Regions from separate parts of the Homo sapiens genome. Here region 2 is linked to region 1. The links are chromatin loops, found by intact Hi-C in ENCODE. Cell type or tissue: mammary epithelial cell. All regions are shown on one strand.

Region 1 (8,000 bases):
CAACAAACAAGCAGAACAGTCATCGCACACAGAAGCAGGCTCTGTGCGGTCACATGCATAGGATTCTGCAGGGTAAGGAATATAAAAGCATACTGGTATTTGGTGGATCTGTAAAGTGGAGATTGTTACGTGAAGCAATGTCAGTAGGCTGCCTCCCACATTCAGAAATTTATGTGAGAAAATACTTTACCTTCTTCTATTTAAAACAATCAGGGCTACTGCAGTGGCTCATGCCTGTAATTCCAACACTTTGGGAGGCCAAGTCAGGAGAGTTGCTTGAGTCCGGGAGTTCAAGACCAGCCTGGCCAAGACCTGGCAAGACCCCATCTCTGTTTAAAAAATAATAGTAAAAAAAAAAATTAGGCAATCAAGTACTTTACTTTCTAATTTCTGTCCTTATGATATTATGCCACCTTAAGAATGTAGTTACATGTTGGCTTTTTCTGATGTGGGTCTAAAAACAGTGTTAAATTGGTAATAGGTCCTGGCTGGTCATCTTACCTTTAAGTCAAACATTCTGCCCCTTTGACCTAGAGTTGTTAGGCGTGGGTGAAGCAATCAATTGCCAGGAATTCTTTCAGCACGGAGGTTTTCTCTGCAAACTCATCCTCCTTTTATCTTTTTTCTTAAAACACATTCTTGTCCTTGACACTTGTTTCCTCTTTCCTAACATATTTTAGAAAGCACTGAGATAGTTCCAGGTCCTCTGTGTAGGTTATTATCCCTCTTTTATCAGAAAGGAAAACAGACTCAGAATGAGTAAGTAACTTGTTAAGATCATCTCACTAGCAAAGCACTGGCATTCAAATTTGGGTTATCTTGGCTCTCAAGCCCATGGTCTTTCCACTGCCCTTATTCTTGCAGCCTCCAGTTTGTATCTGGACTTAGAGTTTTCCTTTATGCCTGTCCTTCATTCTCCACTCATTTAGCTACATTTATTCTACCCAAACCTTGGATGTTTGTGGGCAAAATTCTGAAGAGTGCCCCCTGTCCTGCACACCACGTTCTCTTCATCCAGCCTGAGGTATGGAGTTGCCACCCTGGATGTGGGCCAAGGTTCCACGGATTCAAAGACAGAACTCAAACAACCATGGGCCAAGTCCTGCTGAGGCCTCAGGGAAGCCATGGAAACTTCATCCAGAGAAGTGGCCCCAGGCTTGGTGTGCAGAGAGTCACTGAAGCAACGCGCTAAAACCACAGCAAGCTTGGACTAATTACAGCACCTCTCCGTGCTTCAGTTTCCTCATCAGTAAGTGGAAATAATATTAGTACCCAACTCATAGTTTTCTTGTGAGAATTAACCACAATAATTACCTGAAAAGTGTTTAGCATGATGCCTGGTACCTAGTAAATGCTTGATAAAAGTTCACTGTTCTAGCCAGGCACAGTGGCTCATGCCTGTAATCCCAGCACTTTGGACAGCTGAAGTGGGTGGATTGCTTGAGCTCAAGAGTTCAAGACCAGCCTGCACAACATGACAAAACCCCATCTCTACTAAAAATAAAAGTTAAAAAAAATTAGCTCGGCATGGTGGCGCATGCCTGCAGTCCCAGCTACTCGGGAGGCTGAGGTGAGAGGATCACTTGAGCCCGGGAGGTTGAGGCTGCAGTGAGCCAAGATAAAGCCACTGTGCTCCAGCCTGGGCAACAGAGTGAGACCTTGTCTGTTTTTTGTTTTGTTTTGTTTTGTTTTTGAGACGGAGTCTCACTCTGTTGCCAGGCTGGAGTGCAGTGGCGTGGTCTCGGCTCACTGCAATCTCCACCTCCTGGGTTCAAGCGATTCCCCTGCCTCAGCCTCCTGAGTAGCTGGGACTACAGGCGTGCACCACCATGCCCGGCTAATTTTTTGTATTTTAGTTGAGATGGGATTTCACCATGTTGGCCAGGATGGTCTCGATCTCCTGACCTTGTGATCCACTTGCCTCGGCCTCCCAAAGTGCTGGGATTACAGGTGTGAGCTACCACACCCAGCCATGAGACCCTGTCTCAAAACAAAAATTTTGTTTTCATCTTGTTGTATTCCTGAACTTTCAATCTCCTCTCTCCTCCTTCAGGGTGCATAGCCCATCTATTATAAATAAATAAATAAAAGTTAACTGTTCTTGTTGATACCAAAATTTGTGAACCACTGTCCTAGGCAAACACAAAGAACTTACTTGGACCACATCTGCCCCAAGACCAGTAGAGGCGTTAGAGTTCCGACTCTCTCTCTCTGCCCATGAGAAACACATTCCACAGGCTTCAGAGTGAATTATTTTTCTGTTCTCTTCAGCCCCAAACTCCCAATGACTTGCTTCATACCCAGTTCCCCCATCACAAGTGAAGCCTTGAAGGCTGTCTAGGTAGAGAATACCAGATTTAAAGCAGATAACATAACTCACTTTTTAACATAACATTTAATAAATGACTGGGGAATTGCATTAATTGTCTATTAATTTATTAATAATTATTAAATGATTAGAGGCTCCTCGTGCCACTTTCCTTATTCACAAGCACCTCATTCACCCACCATTAGTTATTTCCTTATTAAGCTCGATTCAGCCATTCTACATTAAGTACCTACTATGTGCTAGGTGCTGTGCTAGGTACACATTGTTAAAGCAAACTAAAGACGGCCTGAGAAGGACTCCATACTTCTATATTTGAATCCTTGTAGATAAACTGTAACCTGGCTTAATAGGCAGGCAAGATTGAAAACCTCACTTGGGAGCATGCACCTGTAACAACACCTGAGTCAATCCCAGTGGCCATTCTTCAACCACGCATAGACTGCTGAGTATTCGAGCTGTGTTCAAATAAGGCAAATGCCAACCTGTAACCAATCCAGCTGTTTCTGTACCTCACTGCTGATTTCTGTTCATTGCTTCCCTTTTTTGTCTATAAATTTGTTCTGACCATGAGGCATCCCTGGAGTCTCTGTGAATCCGCTGTGATTCTGGGGTCTGCCCGATTCGCAAATCGTTCATTGCTCAATTAAGCTTCTTTAAATTTAATTCAGCTGAAGTTTTCCCTTTAACAGTATGCACCAGTGAATGAAACAGATGGTACTCCTGCCCTAGCTGAGTTTATACAAAACTTAACCGGGCGTGGTGGCATGCACCTGTAATCCCAACTATTCAGGAGGCTGAGGCAGGAGAATTGCTTGAACCCAGGAGGTGAAGTTTGCGGGGAGGCGGAGGTTGCAGTGAGCCGAGATCGCACCATTGCACTCTAGGCTGGGCGACAAGAGCAAGACTCCGTCTCAAAAAATAAAATGAAATAAAATAAAATAAAAATAATAAAAGTTCTCTGATGGATAAAACCAGGGGCCAGTGATAGAGAATAATGGGGAAATCTACTGAGATGGGGGAATTCTGGGAGAGACTCTCTGAGGAAGAAACCTTTAACCTGAAGCCTGAAAGGAGACCAGCCAGGTGAAGGGTGTGGGAGAGACAGAGAGTGCCTGAGACTGAATGGAGGCAGGAGCAGGTGAGAGGAGATCCAGGGGAGGCAGGCCTGCTGGGCTGATACAGAGATGGAATTTTATTAGAAAACAACCTCTTTCTTTTAGCTTATTGTGCAGAATGGCACCCAAACCTCATTAGTCCTCATCAATAAAGAACTCGTGAACAGGACCCTGTTCCTTCCTCTCTCTCTCTCCCTCTTTTGAGACAGGTTCTCACTCTGTCACCTAGACTGGAGTGCAGTGGTGCAATTATATAGCTCACCGCAGCCTCAACTTCCTGCACTGAAAGGGTCCTCCTAACTCAGCCCCCCAAGTAGCTGAAACCACAGGCGTACACCACCATGCCCAGCTAAGTTTTCTATTTTTTGTAAAGACAGAGCCTCACCATGTTGTCCAGGCTGGTCTCAAATTCCTGGGCTCAAGTGATCTTCCTGCCTCAGCCTCTCCAAGTGCGGGGATTACAGGCATAAGCCACCACGCCCAGTCTCATTCTTTTCTCTTTGAATCCTTTCTCAAATGATGTCCCCCCTCCCAGGCCATGGCAGTGGGGTGCTTGCTTACCCGAGCCTCCCTGTGCAACACAGGAAATCATTTTCCTTGGGAGGTGGCTGGGAATGTCTTACATTTTCCATTTCTCCCATTTAGTCTTCATTGAACATTTGACTAGATGGTTCTCTGGCATAAAATCTACACTTTCAGGCAAAATGAGAGTCTGAATGCTCAGAGTTGGATATCTGGTCAAAATGAATCTCCCAGAGCACCACATAAATGTTTTCTTTTTTTCCTGAGACGGAGTTTCACTCTTGTTGCTCAGGCTGGAGTACAATGGCGCGATCTCGGCTCACCGCAACCTCCCCTTCCCGGGTTCAAGCAATCTCCTGCCTCAGCCTCCCAAATAGCTGGGATTACAGGCAAGCACCACCACGTCCGGCTAATTTTGTATATTTAGTAGAGACGGGGTTTCACCATGTTGGTCAGGCTGGTCTCAAACTCCCAACCTCATGTGACTCGCCCGCCTCAGCCTCCCAAAGTGCTGGGATTACAGGTGTGAGCCACCACGCCCGGCCCACATAAACATTTTCTATTTTTGTTCTGGACCTTAAGTACTAAGTTAATAGTCTTACGAGAGGCAGATGCAGATGACTTCCAAGGAAAACCAAGGCCATTTTAGGCCAAGGCATGGCAGTGGAGACCTCCTGTGTTCATTTTGAGTAATAGCTACCAGTAAGAGCCTTTCCCCACCCTCTGACCTAGAGAAAATAGAAGGCATTATGTGGGAAAATGTTCTTTATGAACCAGGGTTATGAATGAAGTTCTTAGAAACTTCATTAATTCATTCTGTAAGTATATTTTGTTGATGCCTTTCCAAACATTTCTATTTTTTTTTTTTTTTTTTGAGACAGAGTCTCACTCCGCCCCGCCTCTACTAAAAATACAAAATACCTGTAGTCCCAGCTACTCGGGAGGCTGAGGCAGGAAAATCGCTTGAACCTGGGAGGCGGAGGTTGAAGCGAGCCAAGATCACACCACTGCACTCCAGCCTGGGCGACAGAGTGAGACTCCATCTCAAAAAAAGAAAAAAAAAAAGATCCCCCTGAGGAATGTTCCTGGGTTCCAGATACTCTTCCTTTCTGGACCTTGATTCTCAGGCCCGCAGCTCCATTGGAGGGTGTCCCCCATGCTGAGCCATCCTGGCCACCCTTGGAGAGTGGGGCCTCATCCACACCTCCAACCCTGCTCATTCAGTCTTTATAGTTCCTTCTTCCAGGAAACTAGGGGGTAACAAGTATTCTAAGGGCTGGGTCAGATAACTGACTGGCACCACCCAGTACTAGCCTTTTGTAAAAACACCTTACATTCTTTTCTTTTCTTTTTTGAGACAGGGTCTCACTTCATTGCCCAGGCTGGAGTGCAGTGGCTTGATCTTGCTCACTGCAGCCTCAGTCTCCCAGGCTCAAGTGATCCTCCTGCCTCAGCCTCCTGAGAAGGTGGAACTATAGGCATGCACCATTACACCAGGCTAATTTTTGTATTTTTTGTAGAGATGACATCTCGTTATGTTGCACACGCTGGTCTCAAACTCCTGGACTCAAGCAATCCTACCACCTCAGCCTCCCAAAATGTTGGGAGTACTGGTGTGAGCCACTGTGCCCAGCCTCACCCTACATTCTTTTTAGGCCACAAACCAGGAACTCAGGATGCAACAACCAGTCTACATATGGCAACTTGCCACTGCGGGGTGAGCTTTGCCTTCCCGGTCACTTCCCACAAAGGCTCCTTCTCCTCCATCTCCTTCCACAGGGCAGCTTCAAGCTCCAGTTCATCCCCATTATCTCCAGTTGAAAGAAGGAAGCAGAAAGAAACCCATATTTATTATCCACCGTGGATACTAGACTAGCTACTTTACATGTCTTAATCTTTACATACATTATATTATTGCACACTGGTTTTGATTTTACAGAAAATAAAACCAGTGAATGTCCACAATGTTTGCATAACTTGCAAGTGTTAACATGACTAGTGAGTAGCAACACTGGAATTCAAACCAAGATAAGTCTGAGGCCAAAGTCCAAGCTCTTTCTACCCTAGGCTGTCATGAACATGTTCCTTAGCCCCTCCTTTTGGCCACCTCTGGGAGCTCAGAATTGCTGGGCAGGCAATAAAAGGATGTGTTTGGGAAAGGGAAAAAGTAGAATTTGAGGACCATTTTTTCACCTATAAAATGGGAATAAAAATAAATTCCTATTTCAAGGAGTTCTTAAAAGGATTAAATAAAATAATCCAGGTAAAGAATTTAGTACTTTGATTGGAAAAGAAAAACAATGTATATTGGGAATTCTTCTCCCCCTCTATCACCTTTACCTTCTCTGCCCTCTCTGGACTCAGGTGCTCACACAATAAAAGCAGTAACACTAGGCCATTTGGAAAAGGAGAGAGCAGCCTGCTTGTAAAGAAAGGTGACCAACTTTGTATCCAGACAGGCTTGGCCTCAAAGGAACACAACCTAAAATCATAGGCTGACAGCAAATATATATATATATATTTTTGAGACAGAGTTTCGCTCTTGTCACCCAGCTGGAGTGCAATGGCACGATCTTGGCTCACTGCAACCTCCACCTCCCAAGTTCAGGAGATTCTCCTGCCTCAGCCTCCCAAGTAGCTGAGATTACAGGTGACTGCTACTATGCCTGGCTAATTATTGTATTTTTAGTAGAGACAGGGTTTCACCATGTTGGTCAGGCTGGTCTCAAACTCCCGACCTCATGTGATTCGCCTGCCTCAGCCTCCCAAAGTGCTAGGATTACAGGCATAAGCCACCGTACCTGGCCTTTTTATTTATTTTATTTTATTTATTGTATTTTATTTTTTGAGAGAGATTCTGTCACACTCTGTTGTCCAGGCTAGAGTGCAGTGGCACAATCTTGGCTCACTGCAGCCTCTGCCTCCCGGATTCAAGCGATTCTTGTGCCTCGGCCTCCCATGTAGCTGGGATCACAGGCATGTGCCACCATACCTGGCTAGTCATTTATTTTTTAATATGCAATGGAAAATATTTCTGACACACACAGACTGTATTAGTCCATTGTCTTTCTCTTTCTTTTCTTTTTCTTTTTTTGAGACGGAGTTTCACTCTTGTTGCCCAGGCTGGAGTGCAATGGCACAATCTTGGCTCACTGCAACCTCTGCCTCCCAGGTTCAAGAGATTCTCCTGCCTCAGCCTCCCAAGTAGCTGGGATTACAGGCACACGTCACCATGCCTGGCTAATTTAGTATTTTTAGTAGAGACAGGGGTTTCTCCATGTTGGTCAGGCTGGTCTGGAACTCCTGACCTCAGGTGATCCACCTGCCTTGGCCTTCCAAAGTGCTGGGATTACAGGCGTGAGCCACAGCGCCTGGCCAGTATTAGTCCATTTTCATACTGTTATAAAGAACTACTTGTAGCTGGATATTTCCACAAGGTGGCAGGAAGGAGAAATGCCAAGCGGAGGAGGAAGAGCCCCTTATAAAGCCATCCGATCTCGTGAGAACTCACTCACTATCACAAAAACAGCATGGGGAAACCACGCTCATGATCCAATTACCTCCACCTGGTCTCTTCCGAGACATGTGGGAATTACAGGGATTACAATTCAGATGAGATTTGGGTGGGGACAAAAAGCTTAACCATATCACAGACTAAAAACATAATCATCTCCCAGGCATTCTTCCTTAAGAAATTTACGGAGGCCGGGCTCACTGCAACCTCCACCTCCCGGGTTTAAGAGATTCTCCTGCCTCAGCTTCCCAAGTAACTGGGACTAGAGGTGCGTGCCACCACGCCTGGCTAATTTTTTTATGTTTTGTAGAGACAGAGTTTCACCATATTAGCCAGGATGGTCTCGATCTCCTGACCTCATGATCTGCCCACCTCAGCCTCCCAAAGTGCTGGGATTACAGGCATGAGCCACTGCGCCCGGCCGAATCATGTTTTTTTGTTGTTCATTAAATTAACTCTAATAAGGGCCCTGATGGGGGAAAAAAAAAAAAAAGTTAAGTAGCTTCAAGACTTACTCAAA
Region 2 (8,000 bases), 98 kb before region 1:
TACCATATAGGCTGTGATAATCTTAAATGCTCTAAGTAAGCCATGTAATAAGTCTTCAAATGCATTAGAGATACATTAAAACATATTTGAAATGAAATTTCCAGCATCTAAGAGTGCTTGGAACGTGAATTTTAAAAAATAGTAGCAATAATTATTATTGCTATTAATTCTTATCATACTATTTTAGAATAATAAAGGAAGTCATAGATGCTGTATCTCTAGGTCTCTATAAACCTTAATAAATATATAGTTCATAGAAAACCTTATTGGAATGTCCCTTATATTCAATTAAAAGATAAATTAAAACCTCAGTCAAGATAGCAGCTTCTAAGGCATCAAAAACACTTATTAAGTTCTATACTCTTTGGTTATTTTCATAATCCCAATTCTAAAAAAAATAAATGAATTCAGCACATTAAAATCAGACATTTTGTATGTGAATTGCAGTTACAGTACTATTAAGTGTATGAAAAATGTCTAGCATTACATATAAACTCTGCACTATTAACATAATTTTGAATTATTATACAATTTAGAAAACTAAACATTTAGAAAAAGTATTAATGACATCATATATACTTTACATTCAAAATCATGGATTATTACAATATTGTGTCAAATGCAAAAAAAATTGCAGCTAATGTATCTAAACCAGCTTAAAAACATAACATGGAGTTAATACATTACAAATATTGTCTGTTGGGTTAGGTGGTAGTTACTTTAAACATTTAGAGCTACAAGTACCTATACAGTATAACACAGACACATAATTTTTTTTAATAATACAGACACATAGTAATTATAAATATGTTAAACAACTTTAACTTTGTTAGTTAACAAAGAATCCCTTTAAATTATTTTTGGCATGGTGCCTGAGGCTCCATCAAAAAACCGGATGGGAGGCGTTGCTTATTTACAGCTTCATAACATGTAGTGCTGGAGTCTTCAAGTAGATTTCCAGTTAAAATGTAGGCTTGTTCATGTATTCTTCCATTGTCTGAAAGCGAACAATAAATTAGAACAATTTTCCCTTTAAGTCACAGCCTTCCGCAGACTGTGAAATCTTCTGCATTCTTTTATTTATTTGCCATTGTTGAAAACAAGTTGTCAAAAGGATACATGGATATAAAATCTTTGCATTCTAATCAAAGTTTGAGTATAATTTGTATACACATCCATATGGGGCTGGAATTAAGTAACTTTCAACTGAGAAAAAGTTAAGCTTGATCATAAAGTGAATGTCTGATAAGAGAAATGCTTGGCCAGTGTGGTGCTCACGCCTGTAATACCAGCACTTTGGGAGGCTGAGGTGGGCAGATCACCTGAGGCCAGCCTGGCCAACATGACAAAACCCCATCTCGATGAAAAATACAAAAATTACCCGAGTGTGGTGGCATGCACCTGTATTCCCAGCTACTCGGGAAGCTGAGGCAGGAGAATTGCTTGAACCGGGAGGCGGAGGTTGAAGTGAGCCAAGATTGCACCACTGCACTCCAGCCTGGGTGACAGAGTGAGACTCCGTCTCAAAAACAAAAAAAAAAAAGAGAGAGAGAGAGAGATTGAAATGCTAAAGCAAAGTTGCCAAGATATCACTGTTGACTTAAGATAAACACGTTTGCTAAAATGATCAGGAGGACCACATCCAGGTACGTGTATTAGAGAATTCTGAATTACGTCTGTATAACATATGTATCGTTACCTATATTGTGCAGAGCATCTTTATTATACATATTGTCAAGACAAAAAAGATAAACAGACCAAAATTCTTAAGAATTTCTTTACTTCTCTACAAGGTTCACAGGAAAAAATGTATAGTTTCTGCCATATGTTTTCAAAGGCTTCCTCCCAAAGTATACAAATTATGTTTCTTTTTAACTTTTAAGTTCAGAGATACATGTGCAGGTTTGTTATAGAGGTAAACGTGTATCATGGGGATTTGTTATACAGATGATTTCATCATCCAGGTATTAAGCCTAGGACCCATGAGTCATTTTTCCTGATCCTCTCCCTCCTCCCACCCTCCACCCTCTGAAAGGCTCCAGTGTGTGTTGTTCCCTTCTATGTGTCCGTGTGTTCTCATCATTTAGCTCCCACTTTTAAGTGAGAACATGTGGCATTTGGTTTTCTGTCCCTGCACTAGTTTGCTCAGAATGATGGCCTCCAGCTCCATCCACGTCCCTGCAAAGGACATGATCTCATTCTTTTCATACTGTCCATCAGTTACTAAGTTTGCTAACATGCCCCAAAGCCATAATATTTTTTTTCAGCATTTAAAAAAAAATGTTTGAACAGACTCACAATTACAGGTAGAGTTCAAAGTTAACAGTGATGTTCCAGGTTCTATACCATGCAAGACAGATGGGCTTTCTCTTGCACACTCTCCTACTTTAAACATATATATTTGTGTCACACCAGGGCCCCAAGTTGAATCAATAAGAAAGCTCGAGAGGACAAAAAATCACCTGCCTCTTTCGTTTGAGTCACGATCTGCTCATTTAGCAATCCAAGTTCAACTTGTTCTTAAGCTTAAACTCCAGGGTATATGATTCATGTGAACCTGCCAGGAAATACGCTGACTGACATGGGCTGAAGATACCAAGGCTACTGGCCGAGCAAGATTGCTCAGGAGATACTAGGGCTAGAAATCTGCCCTTACCTTCAAAAGAGGTTTTCTAACTGGTTTTCACCAACTCTATCTAGAATTCCAGAGTTCTGCCAGAAAACATTTGTATTCAGTCATCCACATTTACTCAACAAAGCTCTCACCTCCTAAGTGGGCATTGGCCAAGACAGCCCCATACCCATCTACCCCTCTACAGATGCTGCCCGTGGGGTCTTTTAACTTAGCAGAGGGATCATACAGGCCATTGGGCCATGCTGGTTTTATGGAATCTAGAGTTTACACCATTTACATGGGAATACAAAGTTACAAATACAAAATCAGGTATAAAGTGTACTTAGAATGAGAAAAGAAACGACCACAGATTGTGAATTTTGAAGATGACAAATATCACAAAATAAAAAATGGTTGCATGTTATTTTCACGAATTAATTGCTTGACACTCCTCTATCATATATTATATTGTATGGCTACGTACTTTTTGCAGTTAAAATATCTTATTTTTGCAAAGTGGACAAAAACCCATGACCAGATGAGAGCATTGCTAGGCCCTGCCTGTAGCCTCGGGAGGGGCCTGGAGTTGACACTTTCCTGTCTTTGTGGTTCAGTGGCCTCTAGTCATTGGCACTGCTCACATCACCAGATGACTCAGTCTGCTAAACACCACACTGGCTGCCCTGTCTGAGCCGAGCCAGGCTGGTTACTCAAGCTATGTAAACCAATAAGGTAAAAGTTGGCATTTTCTTGAGCTTGCCACTTTAAAGGTTTGGGGCAGACTTTTAGAGCTGGCAGAACCTTAGTTGCTCTTACCTTCTCAAGACAGGAGCTGGAGTCTGTATCTTGGGTCCTCTTCTGGATACATCTAGCTCTGCTGTGTTTCTTATGCATATAGCACAGTGTATGTTATGACTTCCTACTGCATTGTGGTTTGGCCTAGCTGTTAACATGGTTTACGCTTTTAAGGGTGACAGTGTTAGGGTGCACCTAGCAGTTTCGCCTGCATCCACACGAGGGCACATAGAATCCTATTGCTCATGAGATACAATCTGACCCTCCCCTTCTTTTTTTTGAGACAGGGTCTCACTCTGTCACCCAGGCTGAAGTGCAGTGGTGCGATTACCGCTCACTGCAGCCTTGACCTCTCGGGCTCAAGTGATCCTTTCACCTTAGCCTTCCGAGTAGCTGGAATTACAGGTGTACACCACCATGCCTGGCTAATTTTATTACTTTTTGTAGAGACAAGGTTCTCACTATGTTGCCTAGGCTGGTCTCAAAACTCCTGGGCTCAAGCGGTCCTTCCGCATCAGCCTTCTGAGTAGCTGGGATTACAGGTGCACACCACCACACCTGGCTAATTTTATCATTTTTCTGTAGAGACAAGGTTCTCACTATGTTGCCTAGGCTGATCTCAAACTCTTGACTTAAGCAGTCTTCCTGCCTGGGACTCCCAAAGTGCTGGGAATACAGGCATGAGCCATCGCATCTGGCCTTGAGCCTCCCTTCTTGGCAGGCTGTTAGTTGGGGTAAAATATCTACTGTTTGTCGCTCCTACCTATTGCAAGTCCTGTGGTTAATGACCACTATCGCCTTTGAGAGTTTCATTTTCTTTTCTTTTTTGAGACAGAGTCTCACTCTGCCGCCCAGGCTAGAGTGCAGTGGCATGATCTCGGCTCACTGCAACCTCCGCCCCCTGGGTTCAAGCGATTCTCCTGCCTCAGCCTCCTGAGTAGCTGGGATTACAGGAGCCCACCACTGCACCTGGCTAATTTTTGTATTTTTAGTAGAGACGGAGTTTCACCATCTTGGCCAGGCTGGTCTTGAACACCTGACCTCGTGATCCACCTGCCTCGGCCCAAAGTGCTGGGATTATAGGCATGAGCCATTGTGCCCAGCAATTTTTTTTTTTTTTTTTTTTTTGAGATGGAGTCTTGCTCTGTCACCCAGGCTGGAGTGCAGTGGTGGAATCTCGGCTCACTGCAATCTCTGCCTTCTGGGTTCAAGCAAATCTCCTGCCTCAGCCTCCCAAGTAGCTGGGGTTACAGATGTGTACCACCACACCTGGCTAATTTTTGTATTTTTAGTAGGGATGGGATTTTGCCATGTTGGCTAGGCTGGCCTCGAACTCGTGGCCTCAAGTGATCCGCCCACCTCGGCCTCCCAAAGTGTTGGGCTTACAGACGTGAGCCACCACGCCCAGACAGAGGGTTTAATTTTCCTTCTAATAACTTTGTGCCATTGTCCACATTGTTGTTACCCCCAAATAAGTATTCCCAACCAAGTAAACAGTTCCTTTCTTTTCCTCTTATCAACATCTAGCCACCACACGCTCAGAATAAGCTTTGAGCATTTGGAGATTTGAGGCTATGTCTTCTTACTAAATCCGCAGGCAGGTGTAGCTTTTTAAAAGTTATTATTCTAAGAAACTGTTATTAAGTAGGAGCTAGAGAAAAGTCTTAGGGGCTACTGAAGATTGACAGCTGTTCTCACAGCTAAAGCAATGTCACAAAGGCCTCCCTTAACCTTCAGTAACTACAAATATATGATTGGGTCCAAAGGACAGGAAAAAAAAAAAAGCAGTAATTATTTTCCTTTATGCAAGTATACTACTGGCTCCTATCCAGTTGAAACCTCTTAAGCAGGCAAGATATGCAAAGTCAATTCTTCAACAAGCTCCCCAGAATATTTACTGACTTCACTGAATACCAGAGCCCAAGAGAACACTAATAACACTCTCTGTATTTGGCAAGTGTTGTTAGCGCAACAGAAGAGACTGAGAGGGTGGCCATGACATTGCCTGCTCACCATAGGGACACCAGGGCTAAATGCAAGGTCCCCTGAGACCTACCCATCAAGCCCCTCCACTCATTCACCAATTAGCATTTAATTGTGAAAGAGCTCACTCTTGAAACACTTACTTCCTAGATTTAAATGGAACCAGCAACACCAGATTTATGACAACCTTTTTAAAACATTTCCTAATTTGAGAGGATTTCAAATTAACCCAGGTGTGTCTTGGCCCCCAATTCAGCTTTAATTACTGAAGTGCCAAAGACTCCGTTAAAAACTCTGTTTCTCCTGTAAGGAGACTCCACAGTCAGGACCCTGAGGTCCTGAAGTTAAAAAAAAACCTCCACCCCCTCCACCTGCCCCCAACTCCCAGAGTATTTTATGAAACACTGTTTTGTGAAATTTCCAAACCACTGATTTCTCAAATACCTTGTAAAGTTTTCCTCCCTGTGGCATTTGGAGACAGCCAAATCAACATCAGAGAGTTTAGATGCACTTTTTGAGGTCAGACACCTCTGGTAATGAATGCATTGGCCTTCTAATAGGCACACGCAGCTGCTTACGGCACCCACTCAAATAGATGTTTTCCTCCACATCCATTCACCAGAGGACTGATGCTCTGGCTGGGCAGGAGCAAGTAATCAGCCTAAAGATGCACCAAAACAGTTGCTGGGAATTCACACCTAATGGTGTTTTGTTAATTTAATCACCCTCTTCCAAATAGCAGGAAAAAAGTAGCTTTAATGCCAGTTTTACTTATTTATTTATTTATTTATTTTGAGATGGAGTCTCGCTCTGTCACCCAGGTGGTGCTGTGGTGCTATCTCAGCTCACTGCAACCTCCGCCTCCCGGGTTCCAGTGGTTCTACTGCCTCAGCCTCCCAAGTAGCTGGGATTACAGGCACACATCCCCATGCCCGGCTAATTTTTGTGTTGTTAGTAGAGATGGGGTTTCACCACATTGGCCAGGCTGGTCTTGAACTCCTAGCCTCAAGTGATCTGCCTGCCTCGGCCTCCCAAAGTGCTGGGATTACAGGAGTGAGCCACCGCATCCGGCCAAATGCTGATTTTAAAAAGGTGCTTTACAATGCTCTGGATCCTCTTGACCTACTTATTTGAAAATAGGAAGATGGGAAGACCCACTGAGGCTGTGGGAAGAAGAATCTAGGGGTGGCAGGTCTGGGATGGAACCCAGCCCCTCAGAGCATCTCATTTGGGAGGGCAGAGGTCAGTGGGGTGAAGTGCTCTTTCTCACAGTGTCCTGGGAGGAATGGAGGGGCTGATGTAGGTAAGTTCCCTGAGGAGGTATGATGCAAATCTGTGCGGCTTCTAAAAGAACATTCCCACTTTATTTTATATAGAAATCCCAGAGTCCAGGGCAGTACAAAATGGATGCTTCTGGGCCCATTTATACCTTGGCAAGCAAACCACAGTGTTCCCAATTTCTTTATGCAAGCAGGAGCACACATACAGCCTTCCCAAAAGGTGTAAGAAATTTTAATTAAAATGATAAATGCCATGCTCAATAATAAAGCTTTAATATCTCTGGCAAACAAAATAACAATGTACTGCTATTCTCCTTTCCCAGGGAAGCATAGGTATTTTAATGAAAGTCTTTTTATACATCTCATAAAATTATTCTTGAAAAGAATAGCACTAAGTATTTGATACCTTTTTGGCAGTGAAGGACTCTTGCACTCCAAAGCTCATCCAAATGTGAAGAGCAAAGACTCTAAAGCCCAATTGCCTGGGTTCAAATCTCTATGCCACACTTCCTAGTGGAATAGAGGAATTCCACACTTCCTGTGTGAAATTGAGCAGGTCATTTAACCTCTTGGTGTCTCAGTTTACTCATCTGTAAAGTGGGAGTAACAATACCACCTACTTTTTCGAGTTGTTGTGAGGATTAAATAAGCTAATACATATAAATAGTTTAGAAACTGTACCCAGCACAGAGTAAGTACTCAGTAAGTCTGGTTAATATTATAATTATTAACACCATCATCATCATCATCATCATCTTTCTCCCATGGTTTGGGAAACCGTACTGACCTCCTGTAACATATCAGAGTCTTCAATGGCTTTGACAGCAATTTTCTTGGATGTTTCCTGAATTTCCCCACCTATTATAAACTCGTCCAGGATGAAATAAGCCTTTTCAAAATTAAAGATAATATCCAGCTCACAGACCTGGTGGGACAAAAACAAACGTTTTGATAAACTTGCAGTTGTATCAGGGGAAACATCTGCCCGAATCTCGAGCTTTTTCAGTTTGCACTCATGTGGCGTACCAAAAATAAAAATATCAGATGGCATTTTAAGGACAGAAAAAAAGAACAGGGAATGTCAGGCCTTTAATAAATGGAATGCTACATTCTATTAAAGCAAAGCACATCCTTAGATAATAATGTTTTGTGTTACAACAGGAAATTTGAGGCTCAGTAAGGGAATGAGGCCACTCGGCTCCTCTTCCTATCTGCACCAAGAAAACTGAGCCCCAGCTGCATTCCAGGAAGGAGGGCAGAGCTTTGTTTCTCCTGCTCTCTGCTCTGTAAATCTTGGCTTCTAGCTTTAGAACTCTCTCAGAAACTAA

Evidence for each region. Hi-C counts contacts between places; a loop is a spot of excess contacts. Peaks named below come from ENCODE experiments on the same cell type or tissue, not always from the same donor. Only the 100,000 strongest peaks of a DNase experiment are listed, where the experiment ranks them.
Region 2: a loop joins it to region 1, with 7 times the contacts of the local background. A loop is called at or near these places in 7 of 110 quality-filtered maps.

The regions. Positions count from the first base shown.
Region 1 is chr2:223,855,588-223,863,587 of GRCh38, forward strand. LOC124907988 (a long non-coding RNA gene) reads right to left here and starts at 1,440. Exons shown (of 2, transcript XR_007088099.1): 1 at 191-1,440. In mammary epithelial cell, CTCF peaks have their summits at 4,614 and 6,075; DNase peaks (open chromatin) are centred at 4,624, 5,674 and 5,964; H3K27ac peaks cover 2,343 bases.
Region 2 is chr2:223,757,754-223,765,753 of GRCh38, forward strand. AP1S3 (adaptor related protein complex 1 subunit sigma 3) reads right to left here. Exons shown (of 5, transcript NM_001039569.2): 4 at 7,460-7,597; 5 at 1-997. The coding sequence ends at 962. Among named protein-coding and RNA genes, the nearest start is that of AP1S3, 76 kb to the right of the region's middle. RefSeq lists a silencer at 3,159-3,453 and an enhancer at 3,976-4,345. In mammary epithelial cell, a CTCF peak has its summit at 3,619; DNase peaks (open chromatin) are centred at 1,998, 2,558 and 3,288; H3K27ac peaks cover 4,122 bases.